Regions from separate parts of the Homo sapiens genome. Here all the other regions are linked to region 3. Evidence: chromatin loops called from intact Hi-C (ENCODE). Cell type or tissue: IMR-90. All regions are shown on one strand. Links, peaks and the distances in the headings refer to the core of each region. The heading gives the core; the rest is flanking DNA.

Region 1 (3,172 bases), core at 399-2,898, 400 kb before region 3:
AGCTCCTGCTGGCCACACAGAGGTGGCTTGCCTGGCTGGAGTGGAGGGCGTGGGCCAGGGATTAGCTGACTGGAAAGCAATTAGATGAGGTGCGGCTGGCTGGGAAAATACCTGGAATCCCAGGGCCAGAGTTGAGACTTGCTTGGCTAACGCTGCAGGCGGGAGGCCTCGTGGGGCCTGGGGAGTGGAAGTGCCCACCAGTGAGGGTGGGAGGGTAGCCGTGTGGGCTGCGAGTCTTGGATGCCTCTTGCTGATGCGGAGAAGTGGATGAGTACAGATAGTGTGGGCTCGGAGGTCCTGCAGCCCTCTGGGAAAGATGCCCTCTTTCCCATTTCCTCTCTCTAAATGCCCCCCTGCCCCCGCCGCCCTCCACCTCTCCTCAGACTCCTTGGACGTTCCTAAAGCCTGCCTAGTCCCATCAGATCACCTCACCCCTTTCCTAGGTAGGAAGATGTAGGTGCACAGTGTCCCCCTTCCGGGGACTTTCACATTTTGAAAGGAGGGGTGGGGAGAGAAAAATGTGTGCCCCAAAGGAACAAAAAGGGTGCTTGGGATTTGGGAGGGGTAGGGAAGGTCACTGGCGCCACCAAACTCTCCCCAGAAAACACCTGCATGCTTAAAAGCTTACCTAGAACCCCCGAAGCCTGGCCTCTGGATGGGGGGCTTCCCAGGTAAGAGCCCCTGCTCTAGAAGTGGAATGTTAGGTTTTCATACAGGCAAGAGGGAAGGTCTTTATTGGTCAGAGGGGCCTTCCAGATCACCCTCAAAGCAACTGTGCAAAAGATTCCAAATGTTGGCCCAGCGCAGAGCAGGACTCTCTCAGATTCCAAAAGCCCCTGACAGCTCATTTTTTCCCCAGAAGGGACCCCAGCTCTTGCACAAACCCCTTCTCTCCCCTTCCCCCTCCTTTCCCCTCCCCTCCCCTCCCGTTCTCTTCCTTTCCCTTCTCTCTGTAGATGAGGGTCGGCAAATGTCTGGTATGAAGGGCCAGATAGTAAATATTTTAGGCTCTGCAGGCCAAGAGGCAAAGCCGAGTTTAACCACATCCCTGCGAGGTGTAGGGCGTGAGCAGCAGCATGTAACCAGGAGAGCAAGCGCCTCCACTCTGTCTTCATAGCGGAAAAAGCAGCCGTAGACGATATGCAAATGACTGAGAGTGACTGTGTGCCAACGAAACCTTATTTATGGACACTGAGATTTGAATTTCATATAATTTGTATATGTCACAAAATATTCTTTGATTTTTTTCCCCAACTACTGAAAAATGGAAAAAACTATTCTTAGCTCATGGGCCATAAAAAGCAGGCCATGGCCAGATTTGGCCGGTGGACTATAGTTCGCCCCTCCCTGATCCCGCTGTGTGGTTCTCAAGTGGGAAACGCTCCTCTCCTCCAGATGGTTTCAATGCACATTAAAGTTTGAGAGCCACTGTCATAAAGGAGAATTTGCAGTTTCCCAGGTGATGCTGATGCCGTCATTAGGGGGATCCCACACTGAATATGCCCAATCTAGTCTGACCTTCACCCTATTTTACAGATGGCAAAACTGAGGCCCAGAGGCAACGTACCTCTATCATATGAGCCCAGGGAAAGGCTTCTTTGTCTCAGGATGCAGAGCTGGGTGGTTTTCTATCTCTAGCCGCCTTCAGCGATCTGCCCTGCCAGCTCACACTGCCCAAGGCTCTAGCCGAGATACAGGAAATGTGGATGTGTCCCCCGGAGCCCGAGAGCAGCAGGGCTGCAGTGAGTCATTTCCCGTGAGTGGAGCTGGCATGCGCTGAGCCTTCCTCGTGCTGTCAGTTCGCTCCCTTCTGACCACTCCAACCTGCGCTTTAGAGGAACTCCCTGCCAGCTTCCGGGAAGCGAAAAGCACCCTCTGTGAGAAGGGAAAAAGGAAAGAACCAAGGTTTGCGTGTCAGACTTGCGTGATTTCAAATCCCATGTTCGTGGTACTGCCTGGGACTTGAAACAAATTCCTTCACTTCCTTGAGCCTCAGTTTCCATCAGTAAAATGAGAAAACAGCCCCTGCCTCTGCGGGGTTCCCAGAAGACCTGGAGATTAAATCTGTCCAGTGTCAGGCACACGGCAGGGAATTTTTATGGTGTCTTTATTGGCCATCCTGGCATTATGCATTAGCCACAAGGGTACCCAGCCTCAACCTCAAAAGCCACAGAAAAAGGCCACCTGATCCTCCAGACAACATGTGTGGCCATGGCTGTGCTGATGGTCTTACAGAGGCAGTCACTGTCCTACACTCCTGAGACATTGCCATTGACGATTTAGGTTGTGCTGTGTAAGGCTCATGTACTTGGGTCCCTTGGTGGCCTTCAGGGTCTGAGAACCCTGAAATTGTATGCAGACATCTGTGAACCTGTGCAGAGGTGCATTTTTCTGGGAGAGGTGCAGATTTTTCATCGAGATCCTCAAAGGGATCCATGCTCCCAAGAAAGCTAAGGATCCCACATCTATAAGCACAGTGCAGAAGGGAGCCCCAGACTTTCAAGGCATATTCCTGGATTTGAGAATCAGCTCCCTGACCCCCATGAGTGGCCTTGGGCACACTGGAGATCATCTGATCTCCCCCCTCTGGCGTGGTCCATAAAGCAGTGATGGGACTATGTGAGGATCAAGTAGGACATGTCAGGCCAGGTGTGGAGAGGGGACTGTGTGGGAGCTGTCGGTCATGGTCCCTTCCCACCAAGCCCCCCACCTGCCCTCACCCCTGACTTGGCTGCCCCCTACTCAACCTTTGGGTTTCCTCTGCAGAGAAGCCTGCCCTGATCACCTCATCCATCCAAAGGGGGCTCCCTCCCAGCTCCCTGTTTGCATTTGTCATTCTACCCCTCTGCCCCCCACTGTAGGTGGCCTGGGGACAGGCACCGGGCTGTTTGGTCCCCATGGCCCCAGGCCCTCTAGCCCATGAACATTTGCTGCAGGAAGGCACAAATGCATACCCCCGCCCTAGGAGCCACTGCCTTGGAGCCCACCCACCTCCAGGCCCCACCTCCCTCCTCCCCCAGCAGCTGCTTCTCTAAAGAGGCAGCTCCCACTGTGCTCTGGAGCATTCAAGATCCCAGCAACAAAGTCAGAGTTAAAAAGTATATTCTGTGCTTCTCCTGGAGCTGACGTGGTCCCATCAGGTGCCCCCTCTTGAGCACAGCCAGCAGCCCCC
Region 2 (3,172 bases), core at 399-2,898, 55 kb before region 3:
TGTCAACGAGGTGAAGTTGTTTGATAGCATTAAGTCTTCCACACTCTTACTCATTTTCTGTCTACTTTTTCTATTAGTTAATAACAAAGATATATTGAAAGCTCCAACTATAACTGTAATTTGTTTCTCCTTGCAATTTTATTAGTTTTTGCTTCAAATGTGTATGTTATAAAGTACACATTTAGGATTATAATAGTCCTCTTGATACACTGATTCCTTCATTGTTATGAAATAATTTTCTTTATTCTGGTGATGTTTCCTCTCTGAAGTCACTTTGCCTGATAAGTCCCTCCTGCTTTCTTTTGCTGGTGTTAGTGATATGGTTGCATTTATATCTATCCTTTTGCTATAGTTTTCCATTTGTCCTATTGATTCTTTTTTTCCCCTTTTTCCATTTTTCTGCCTTCTTTTGGGTTGAGTATTTTTATGATTCTATTTGTTGGCTTATTAGCTATAATTCTGAACAGTGGTCTGGGAACTCTCAATACTCACAGGGCTCCCCTCAATTGCTAACATCTCTCAGGGATTTGTTTCTTTTGTTGCCTGATGCCCAGTGTCTCCAAAGTCCCTGTTCTATATACTGTGTCTGTTTTGGTTGTTGTTTCAGGCAGAAGGGTAAATCCAGTCTCTGTTACTCTATCTTGGTTGGAAGTGAATAGTGATTTTTGAACATCTGTGTGAAGAAAACCCCACAGTTTTAGATATTTTACGTAGAAACTTAAGGAACACTGGAGAAAACCAAAGATTTTTAATGTAATGTTTTTCCTTACTTGAAGTGGTGATTGCACATTTTTTTTCCATCTCTGATAACCACAGTATTTTAAATTTCACTGTGATTTTTTAAATACAACACTACGTATTTGAGGGGAAATTTTATTCACCTAATCCCACTAATTAAGTGATTTGTATCACTGTATTTTATTTGCACAACTAGTCTCTTATTGTAGATTGTAAATGCCAGTCATTGATAGTCTTTTAAAACTTATCCTTCATTGTGAAAATCAACATATTAGGTACTTGCTACTTTTCCAGAAAACGTTGTGGCACCATCAGGAAGGACAAACACCACAAGGCAGTCCTGCACTTCTAAATTTGTGCCCATCACTCTTTACTTCACTCCACATCAGTCCGCTCATCATTCCTGCACACTCCATTCTGTTCCTCCGTTAACTGCTTGGCCTACACTCACTTCCCTCCCCTATACAAACCTGCCTGGCAATTTTCGATTCACCCTTCAAAATGTAGCTTAGAAAAATATTTACCACATTTTCAAGTTAATTATATACATTTTATTTCACTAAATATTAAGTTCTTGAGCCTGGGATAGTTCACTTCTGCCTCTTTGATGCCTAGCGTAGTGCCTGTACATTTAACAGGGTCTCAAAAAATGTTTATTTAATTGAACTGAACTCAGAAATAATTTGGGATGCACAGTGTTAGGGACTGAATGTATGTGTCTCCCCCAAATTTCCTATGTTGAAGCCCTAACCTCTAGTATCGCTGTATTTGGAATAAGGAAATAATTAAGGTTAATGAGGTCATAAGGGTGAGGCTCTGACCCAAAAGGATTAGTGTCTCCATACAAAGAGACACCACAGATCTCTCTCTCTGTGCACGTACTAAGAAGAGGCCTTGTGAACACGCAGTGAGAAGGCAGCCATCTGCAGCCCAAGGGGAGGGCCCTCACCAGACCCCACTAGACCCCACCCTACTGGCACTTTGATCTTGGACTTCCAGTTTCTACAACAGTGAGAAAATAAACTTCTGTTGTTTAAGCCACTCAGTCTATGGTATTTTGTTATGAGCCTGAGCTGACTAATATACATAGGGATGTGTTTAAGATGAGGCAGTTCCTCTCTTCCCACTAAAAAGCAAGTTAGGGCTCTTGGGTCTCCAGTAGTAAAAACTCTTCTGTTGGGAAAAACAAAAAAACAAAAAACAAAATTTTTTTTTTTTTGGCGGGGGAAGGGAAGTGGCCTTTTCTCCAGAGGGCTATGCTTGAAAGAGTATTGTCACTTCATCCTTAGCCAAGGCCACAACTCACTCCCAACTAAGATTAGACATTCCATAAGTTCTCTTACAAGCAAACTAATTATAAAAGAAAGCTCAATTCCCTAAGGACTGGGTTACTGAGGTAGTAGAGAAGTGCAAACCCTTATTCCATCACAGAGTCAGAGTTCAGAGATACTGCAGCAATACAGTATTCCCCCCTTATCCACGGGGGATACATTCTAAGACCCCCAGTGGATTCCCAAAACCATGGATAGTAGCAAACCCAATATATACTATGGTTTTTTGATCTGATAACTGAGATGGCTGCTAAGTAATGGCTGTTAAGTGACTAATGGGCAGGTCGCATATACAACAGGGATACACTACACAAAGGGATGATTCGCATTCCAGGTGGGACACGGCAAAATTTAATTACACTATGCAGCACAGTGCACAATTAAAAACTTACGAATTTTCTATTTCTGAAACTTTCCATTTAATATTTTTAGACTACATTTGATTGTGGGTAACTGAAACCCCAGAAAACAAAACGAGGATAATGGGGGACCACCGCATATATCTCAGAGGTAAGAAGAACTATTACAGGGCTTCTAAAATAACCATCATTTATGACATTATAAAATAAAGCTACAGAAGGAATGAGGAGTGCTAGAAGGAGGCTTTAGTTTTTGGAAGGGGTGGTCAGGGAAGGCTTCACTGAGGAGGTGTCATTTAAGCAAAGACCTGAAGATGCTGTGTGTGTGTGAGTTGTGCACAATCTTGAGAAAGAGTATTTCAATAAAAAGGAACAATAAATACAAGAAGGACATGTTCAAGTTGAATTACAAGTAATCTCATGAATTTCTATAAAAGACCTAAATCACATCATTTTTGTTTGCCAAGAACCATCCCCCATCCCCAAGAAAAGTTTCATCTTTCTTAAAAGAGAAAATTAAATGATTACTATTCAGCTATCATTTATAGCAACAACAGAACCTATCTGCTACAGAGCAGGAATTGGATTTGAAAAACACAATGCTGCTAAAAATTACATCTTTAAGACTTACTTGAATGTAAAATGAGAATTACTGTATTCAATAATTCTATTATATGACTGTGGAAACTTGTCTACTTATGAAAAGTAAGAACAGTCTAGACAGGTAGAAGTTGTAATGTGAGC
Region 3 (3,172 bases), core at 244-2,743:
AGTGAATATTTTCTTTCCAGAGCTGTTTGTATGTGTCTAGACATGCATTTATATAAACAACTTAAATGTCGTAATATATGGCATTAGCAATATTCACTGGATAAATTCAATGATATTTTGAGGCCATATATCTTTCAACATAGATTATATTATGGAAAATGCCTATAAAACTTTTTTTTTAAATTGCATATACGCAAGTAGAAAATCATCTAGAGTGTTATACAACAAGACATCAATTTAAGGATTACTTGGAAGCAGACATTATATTAACAGTTGGCTTCAAGTTTGTCTCTATTTTTTGTAATCAGCTTATGTTACTTTTGTTCTTTGAGTTATTTTTGAATCATTTATTCTAAAAATATTTATGTGCCATGTATTGTTATAAGGATACCATTAGTGAAAAAAATAAAGATCACTGCCCCTTTGGTGCTTACATGGTAAGAGATGAGAGGAAAAACATACACAGTGAAAAGGCTAGCTCTCCTCCCACCCCATAACCACTTTTATCAGTTTCTTGTGTGTCCTTCCAGAGTTTCTGCATGTAAACAAAGATAAATGCAAACAAATATTATTTTCCCCTGCACTAATCACATACTACATGTATTATTTCATATCTTGTATTTTTCACGTAATATATCTGAAAGAGCCTTCCATCAGTACCTTACTCTTTTTTTTTTTTTACAGCTGCACACTACTAGATCAATGTACCATATTTAAGTAGGTCTCTGTTGGTGGATATTTGAGTTGTTCCTAATCTTTTGCTATTATAAAAAATACTCCCAAAATAAACTAGTACATTGTCATTTTGCACAAATGCACGTAGGATTGCTGGGTCAAAGGGTGATGTTATTTGAAATTTGGATGGATATTACCACATTCTTCATAGGAGTTGTACCAATTTACACTTCAACCAGAAAATTTTGAGACGGTCTGTTTCCACATAACCTGGAAAATGGATTTTTCTAATCTGATAGGTAAGAAATAGCATGTCAGTGAAGTTTTAAACTGCAATTTTCTTATTAGACTTAAACTGTGCATTTTAAGCTATATTTAAGAGCTATGTGATACCCTTTTAAGTAACCTTTAAAATTGTGAAATTTGTGAATGCATCATCTTTAGGCAAATTGGTTACTGCCTCCATAGTGTCTACATGCAGCAATGGATCTGGCTTGAATTAATTAGCTATGTATTAATATTATTATTTAATATAATAGTATATAATAATATTATTTCTTCACTCTTGATGTTAAGAAAGTTAATAGCCAGGATTAGACTATAAGGATATTAACTGTTGTATTAGTTCCCCTAAGCCTAGCACAGAGCCTGGTGCACCTTAGTGTCCAATAAAATGTTTGCTTAAAAAAATGAGCAACAAAAAAGATGTTTTCTTTGGAAGTTATAGTGCAACAGCACCACCAAGGGGGAGCTTTAGCTAAAGCATCTCCCTATCAAATTTCCTCCAGCTGAATCGCTTGAACCCAGGAGGCAGAGGTTGCAGTGAGCTGAGACCATGCCATTGCACTCCAGCCTGGGTGACAGAGTAAGACTCCGTCTCAAAAAAAAAAAAAAAGAAACACTCCTCCAGCCAGATTTCCAAGCCACTGTGAATACATAATCAAATTGGAGACACTGTGAATGCTGTTTAAATGGCACTTGCAAACAACCCTCAAACTCCACCCTCCAAATGCTGCCCCTCAGCCTCTCTTGTATAGAACTTGAGCTGTTATTGTCAGAGTGAACATCCAGCCTGCCACACTGCCACAAGATAACACAGCCCTACATTTTCTCAGACTAAAGACAAGATTTGGTCAATATCAACAACTCAGTGGCCAGCAAGTGCAGCCACATGAACATGCATCTTACAGGAACTCTGTGCACTTGCTCCTCTTCCATTTTGACTATAAGTGAAGACACCTGTACTAGATAGTGGACATTTCCTGCTCATCAGAAGAAACTATGGGAAAAAGTCAGGGAGAGAATGTTAATGTCAAATGTAAATTAAAGGAAAAAAATGCAAAGAATAGCATTTGAATGGATTCAGCTTAAATTTTCTATTTTGAACAGAAGCCTGGATATTGATCTTAAGAATGAAAGTATTCATTTTCCCAGCTACAATAAGCAATAATTTATAAAACTTAATTCAACAGTCTCCTAGCAGTCTTGTGGCAGCTAGCATCCAAAGATGGCCACAAATGAACCACATCTCCCAGCACTTATGCCCTTCTGTGGTTCTTTCCTCTTGAATCTGGGCTGGTCTCGTGACCTGCTTTTGACCAATAAAATGTAACATTCAGGGATAGCTGAGCTAGGCCATAAGAAACCTTATAGTTTCTGCCACTCTTGGGATGTCCCCTCTTGGGAACCTGCCTGCGTTGCGGTGAGGAGGCCAAGCTTCATAGCAAGGTCACAAGAAGAAGAACTGAGGTGTTCCAGGCAACACCTCAACAGATCTCCCAGCTAGCATCAACTGCCAGCCTTGAGATGGGAGCACACTGGACACCCAGCCCAGCTGCTCTACGATGGCAAACAAGAGACCACAAGTAGAGAATCAGTTAGCTAAGCAATCAACCCAAAGCCCTGTGGAGGTCATTACAAATTGTTGTTTTAAGCCACTAAGTTTTGGGGTAGTTTGTTACACAGAAATAGACAACAGCAACAAATTTATTTCATAACCACACCCAGGCAAGATAAGCAATAAACTTAAAAGGCAATTTAGTACAGTAACATTGTTTTTTTATGACTTTTTAGAATAGAGACCATGAGCTCTTACAGAGAATAAACATGATTTATATATTCTGTATACCCCTTCTCTTTCAACCTCTGATAACTATGTTCTCAATAAATATTTATTAAATGGAAGCATGAATAATACAAATATAGTTAAATATTGATTATACTGATGGAAGGAAGGTATAATTCAGAAATAGTAGATATTTAAAAGTATATACACTGAACTCTGTAATACAGACATGCTCACATCCACTCTACCTATCTCATCCTGAAAGGGCATTAGAGTGCTGGTTCTTATACTTTTCTCAGGGCCCCTTTCAACTCTTAAAAATATTAATGAGAACCCCAAAGAATTTTTTCATATGTCAGTTATACTGACAGATATTAAAACTGAGAAAATATTAAATATTTACTAATTCATTTAAATTTAATAATAAACACA

What was found. Peaks named below come from ENCODE experiments on the same cell type or tissue, not always from the same donor. Only the 100,000 strongest peaks of a DNase experiment are listed, where the experiment ranks them.
Region 1: a loop joins it to region 3, with 3 times the contacts of the local background. A loop is called at or near these places in 1 of 110 quality-filtered maps.
Region 2: it touches region 3 in a loop (2.5-fold over the local background); 2 of 110 quality-filtered maps call a loop at or near these places.

What each region holds. Positions count from the first base shown.
Region 1 is chr18:48,833,125-48,836,296 of GRCh38, forward strand. The region is part of intron 10 of CTIF (cap binding complex dependent translation initiation factor); the gene reads left to right. CTIF-AS1 (CTIF antisense RNA 1) reads right to left here. Exons shown (of 3, transcript XR_935449.3): 3 at 1-1,875. Among named protein-coding and RNA genes, the nearest start is that of CTIF-AS1, 7.2 kb to the right of the region's middle. RefSeq lists enhancers at 1-213, 2,676-3,172 and a silencer at 1-108. In IMR-90, for the core only: no CTCF peak of the experiment used is centred there; a DNase peak (open chromatin) is centred at 1,737; H3K27ac peaks cover 854 bases.
Region 2 is chr18:49,182,296-49,185,467 of GRCh38, forward strand. All of the region lies in intron 14 of DYM (dymeclin), which reads right to left. Among named protein-coding and RNA genes, the nearest start is that of MIR4744, 130 kb to the left of the region's middle. In IMR-90, for the core only: no CTCF peak of the experiment used is centred there; a DNase peak (open chromatin) is centred at 1,796.
Region 3 is chr18:49,237,237-49,240,408 of GRCh38, forward strand. The region is part of intron 13 of DYM (dymeclin); the gene reads right to left. Among named protein-coding and RNA genes, the nearest start is that of MIR4744, 190 kb to the left of the region's middle. In IMR-90, for the core only: a CTCF peak has its summit at 1,409; no DNase peak of the experiment used is centred there.